Regions from separate parts of the Homo sapiens genome. Here region 1 is linked to region 2. A link is a contact called in ENCODE Hi-C or POLR2A ChIA-PET data. All regions are on one chromosome and are shown on one strand. Each heading gives the region's core, a stretch centred on a gene start or an enhancer-like site at or near the end of the contact. The rest is flanking DNA. Distances are from core to core; before and after follow the strand shown.

Region 1 (2,700 bases), core at 117-2,616, 74 kb after region 2:
CCAAGGCAGAGGGATGTGAAGGCCCCTCTCAGTAGAGGTTGGCCATCTATTTGGGGGTGACTTGATCAGCCTAAGAAAGAGCAGGATTGGACATGTCCCCTCCTGCCTTTCACTTCCTCCCTGCTAAATGGGGTGAGGTAAGATCAGTACTGGAGGTAGTGTCTTGCTCCAAAATTTCCCGTATTGTGTCTTTTGGGTTTCTTATTGTGCAACATTGGATCCTATGGGTATAAAGTACACAGTGAGGTGCTGGGTGGAGTTGAGGCCAGCTGAGTCTAGTGAGGAATGGTGAAAGATGAGGTGGGTATACATGAAAAAGGGGAAGCTGGAGGCAAAGGTGACAGGGTTCATAATCTCCAGATATGTAACTGGGCCCTGGGAGTGGTCCTTGGGTATGTAATAGCAGCAGGTGGAGCAGACACTGTAGTAGGAGAACTTGATGAAATATTTGGAAAATGCAGATGTCCCTTTGGCCTTCCTGGGGGAATCTAGAATGCTTCCAGTTAGCCACAAGACTCTTATTGTTCAATCCCCATATGCCTGCTGGGTACAATTGTTCACTGTACAAGGGAATCTGGTTGAGAGGATCAGTAAGGATTGAAATCCAGCCTTCGCTGTACTCACCAATTCATGCAACCTGGTGCAGAGGTGTGCATCTGGAGAGCCTTTTTCAAATTTGCACGCAGTCACCTCATGGCCTATGGGCAGCCATGACCCTCACATCCAGTACAGTGTCTGGTGCATAATAGATAATTGACATCTGTTGACCGAAAGCAAAAGATGGTGATGCAGCTGGTTGGTATGAGAAAGAAAGCTGCAATGACTATGAAAAAGGGTCCTCTAATAGATGGGTGCAGAGTATGGTAAGCAAATTTAGCATTTGGGAGGTGTGTGTCCCAGTTATCTTATTTGTTGAAGGTGAATGACAACCAGAAGTCTCCTCCAAAATCTATCTGGCTGTTGTTCAGTTTGATTGTTGTGGGCAATGGACAAGTGGATTTGGACATGGTGGATCAGAAGTGTGCTCTATAGAAACTTTGCACAAATTGGGCTCCCCAGTCAGATGTTACAGGGTAGGCTGTCTTAGAGGTGGAACAATTATGTCTCTGAAGAATAAGGTAGAGATAACTGGGGCAGAAAGTGGTCCAGCTGAAGAGAGAAAGTGGGTTGTTCTCATGAAGGTGTTGACTTCAATGATTATTATGCTATGACCACAGTTGGCAGAGAGTTGGTGAGGAATGTAAGGAACGTCTCCTAGGAATGCTTGGTGATTGAGGGAGGATGGGGTAGCTCTGTTGAGCTTCTTTAGCCTTTTTTGTTTTCCTGTGGCCAAAAACATGCCTCAGTGTAGTACAGGATGTTGAGTAAGTCAAGGTGCTTCATGCTGTGTGTTTCAAAAGAGCATTGGTAACGAGCTACAATAGCATCGTAGCACAGACTTAGGACCTACATATAGGGCTTTGCTGTCAGGTATGAACAGGCAGTTCTGCCTATGTAGTGGGTCTCCCTTCACTATGCTTCTCTGGAGACCCCACCTTGAGATGAGCCTGGATCTCTTCCTGGTGCTGCTGGACACGGGTTAGGGAATCATAGGGAAAGAAAGTGGTACTTGAACATTTTCCAACAAGTCACTTTGCAGCATGTCTTCCTTGTGCTGGGAACAATCACTTGGAAATGCTCTCTGGGTAAATCTGAGGCAGGTAGGTAATTATTGCTTTGGGCTAAGGGTGTAACAAGATCTTTTGTGGTTTGACAAAGACTGCCTCTCCGCAAATTCCTTGGTTTGTTGAGCTGGTTGCTGGGGAGGAAGTATGTAAATTTGCATAGGGGCCAGGGAGCCTCCTTGGAAGAAAGGGATTATGAAACCCCGTCTCTACTAAAAATACAAAAAAAATCAGCCAGGTGTGGTGGTGCATACCTGTAATCCCAGCTACTCGGGAGGCTGAGGCAGGAGAATCGCTTGAACCCAGGAGGCGGAGGTTGTGGTGAGCGAAGACCGTGCCATTGCACTGTAGCCTGGGCAACAAGAGTGAAACTCTGTCTCAAAAAAAAAAAAAAGAAAAGAAATCCTATACGTTTCTCATATAAAAAAGTATTTTAGCTCAAATTTTACTTCTTCAGAGAGGCCTTCCCTGATCACTCAAGTTATTATCACTTTATTTTGTTTTATAATTTTCATTGCACTTAATATTTGTACCTATCTTTTTGGGGAAACAATTTACTTGTCTATTGTATACCTTTGCCCACTAGAATATGAGTTCCTTGAGGGCAGGAATATTCTCCGCCTTGTCTATCCTGTATCCCTGTGCTTCGAATCATGCCTGGTACAATAATAATGTTCTATAAGTATTTGCTGAAGGAATGAATGACTGAATGGAATAGCTATGTGGGAGGTTACAAAATTAAAAGTACAAAGATTCTTCCTGCTCTTACCCTCAGTCTTACTAATCAGAGTATCATTTGATACCTTTGAGCTTCTTTTGACCATTTCTGGGATTTTTTTTTCTGTTGGTTATTTCCATAATTCTTAATAAGATGCTTTTACTTTGAAATCTTGATTTATTTCCTTTAAGCAGTATTGACTTTCCTCTTTTTTGTTAGCTCCTCAATTGTTTACCATTAACACTTTGCATAATGTACTTAAGCTTCCATTTACACTTACTTCTTGAGGCTTACTGTGTCAAATGAAGAAATTACTCC
Region 2 (2,700 bases), core at 113-2,612:
TCGGCTGCCAGGTGAGCCTTCCACCTCTGGCCTCCCAGGTGAGTGACAGTGTCAAGGCAAAATCCTTTGACTATTAGCCGCCAAGACTAAACTATGCGGTCAAGACCGACTCTCCCAAATGTGGGCTGTTTGTCTAATTCAGAGCCAAGGCGATATCAAAGATGCCACTGTGCCCACTGAATGAGGAACACAGGGACCGTCCCCCCAATACAGAAACATCTCTGCTTCCTGAAATGCCATCACTACCAATTCATTCTTTCAGGCTTGGTTTCCAGTTCAAATGCAGGTACCTCTGAGCTCGGTGGAAGCTTTAAGGCTGCATTTACACCTTTAGATCTTTTCCTAAGGAGCAGCTGTTGATGTGGGAGAAGGTGGAAAAGGCCCAAATAAATGAGGCCAGTGGGGTGAAGCGGTAGGCTGAGGGGGCCGTTCTCAGCTTGGGGAGGGGAAGCTGCAGCCTCTGTCGGAGCCTGAAGTCAAGCTTCATTTAAGTTGGGGAGATGTGTGGGCAAAAATCTGCGGCCTTTTCGTATCGATGGATCGGGTCCTTTCCCCACACCAAGCACTTTCTTCTCGGGGCTTGGGTCACACAGACAAAAACACCTTTAAAAGGGTCTCTCTCTTCCTAAGCCAGCCTAAGCAAAAGTTTCCAAATTGGAGGACGGTGGAAATGGTTAGGACTCATCTCTCTGGAGAGCTTTTCATTCCTTTCCTCCAAATCCTTTGCTGCATTCCACCTCCTCGCCCGGTCCAATCCGGAAAGCCTCTCGGACCAGGGCTGCGGACCACAAAACTGCATCTTGCAGGGCGGTAACCCCAAGAGAACGTGAAAAGCATTGGGGCTGCACTCTGGGGGCCATAGAGGTGGCCCACCGCCCCGAGGGGTCCCCAGGTGATCGACAAGGGGGCCGTCCCTACTCCAGGGCCCCGAGTCCAGGCAGCAGGGCGGCGTCGGGCCGCGGCTCCCCCACCCCACCCCCGTCCGGTCTCCCGGTTCCCCGGCCCCGCCCGGCTCTTACTTGCGGTAGGCGGCGAGCTGCACGGCGCTGCAGGGGAAGAGGCGCAGGCACGCCACCGCGTTCCCCTTCCACAGGGCCCGGAGCCCCTCTGCCCGCCACACCCGGTGCCCTGTGGCCCACGGTCCCCGGGCGTGGCCTCGCACGACGCCAACCTGGGCCAGCACGGTGGCGAGCTCCAGGGGCGCGGTGAGGCTGAGGCTGAGCGTCCCCGCCAGCCCAGCGCACAGCAGCCTTTGGCCGCCTGTCAGTCGGCCGTCCCGCCTCCACGTAGCCATCGAGCCCCGACCCGGGCCCGGAAGACCGCGTGGCTCGGGCCTGGGGCTCTCCGGCCACGGGCGGAGGTGGCGGGCCCCAGGCCCCGCCCGGCATGGGGCGGGCCCGCGTGAGGGACGGGAAGCCCCGTCTACGCCCTAGCCTGGCCCGAGGCTGGTCGGGGGTGGGGCGCGAGGGCCTGGAGGGTCCGGGGTCCGAGGCCGCGGATATCATGGGCATAGTCTCCCCAGTTGGCAAGGCTCGAGTAGCGACTTTCAGTTGCGAAACAGTTACTGTTCTCTCAAGGCCCAGCCTGCTAGACATCTTGCTTCCTAAATGTTCAGTGCGCCCCCGCCGCCCCTCCCTGCCTCTCCTCTGGTTTGCCCCTTTTCTCCCTTTCACGTGCCACTTCTCTGTCTTCCTCCCCTGGCGCTTCCCTCCTCCTCCTCTTGCCTCCAACCCATTTTTTTTTCCTGCCTAACCAAAAAGCCTTGATGGTTTCCCAGTGCAGAAGGTAAAAAATTCTAACAACCACAGTTGCTATCTCTCAGGCACTTGTCAAGTACTGGGCTTTACAGACGTTCTCATGTAATCCTCAAAACGGCCCTAAGTACGTATGTCCTCATTGACAGAGGCTGTGTGGGTGTGGGGACTTGAATCTGGACTCTTGAACCTGTGTAAGATTCTTGGCTCTGCAGCTTACCAGCTGTGGGACCTTGGGGAAGTCACTCAACCTCTCTGTGTGTCAGTTGCTTTATAAAACAGAGATTATAATTTTTTCCTCCTAGGGGTTGTTGTAAGGATTAATGAACAATGACTGGTATGGGTAAGCAGTTTATATGTGTTAGTTCTGATTAGGTATTCATTTACAGGAGAGGAAACCAAGACACAGAGAGGACTTGCTCAGGCTCACACAGCTACCTACAAAGCAGAGACCGGTTTGAAATCTAGGGCGGTTTATGTCAGTTTCCACTAACGGCTACACTATATGTCTACTAGGACTGCAGAGTTAACTCCAGTAGGGACATTTTCAGTGGTTCTGTAAGCTAAGAGAACAATAGAGGCAAAGAATGGCTAAGAGAGGCTTGGCCAGAATCCGAGGATTCTTTAATCAGTTCAAAAATTTCAGAATTTCAGAATTTCTTTCTGTCTCTTTTTTTTCTAAAAAAGCCATGTCACTAATAATTACAAGGAAAGGAACTGTCAGCAGTCTGTTGGTGTGAGCAAGATGTTCCGGGTACATAGTTGTTTTTAGGCTTGTATAGTTATTTACATTTACTAACACACAATGCTATAGGAACGTTTTCTAAAAGGCATTGCAGGGTTTCTCCTTTTTTATTTTTCACTGTCAATCTCACTTGAGTATGACATTACAAGGTTTTGACTGTGAGAACTTGTTCTAGTTGCAGAAGCCATACTCTGCTCTCAA

Evidence for each region. A loop is a pair of places that touch in the nucleus more often than their neighbours do. ChIA-PET counts read pairs that join two places held with the same protein, here RNA polymerase II (POLR2A). Pooled maps may share reads with other maps.
Region 1: a loop to region 2 is called in a map of PC-9, with 11 times the contacts of the local background. The contact joins the enhancer-like site here to the promoter of SLC25A43 in region 2. A Hi-C loop is called at or near these places in 1 of 168 maps with a recorded cell type or tissue (PC-9) and 1 of 50 pooled maps. POLR2A ChIA-PET finds 5 or more read pairs at or near these places in 2 of 52 experiments (HEK293 and activated CD4-positive, alpha-beta T cell).

The regions. Positions count from the first base shown.
Region 1 is chrX:119,324,242-119,326,941 of GRCh38, reverse strand. It overlaps LINC03098 (long intergenic non-protein coding RNA 3098), which reads right to left. Exons shown (of 4, transcript NR_110396.1): 2 at 1,919-2,037; 3 at 625-760. Among named protein-coding and RNA genes, the nearest start is that of LINC03098, 34 kb to the right of the region's middle. Within about 2 kb of position 1,366, at least 2 of the 41 ENCODE cell types and tissues checked have a DNase peak (open chromatin) inside an H3K27ac peak, as active enhancers do; they include PC-9, where a contact is called at or near this core.
Region 2 is chrX:119,397,998-119,400,697 of GRCh38, reverse strand. SLC25A43 (solute carrier family 25 member 43) reads right to left here and starts at 1,362. Exons shown (of 5, transcript NM_145305.3): 1 at 1,020-1,362. The coding sequence starts at 1,294. RefSeq lists a silencer at 839-1,498.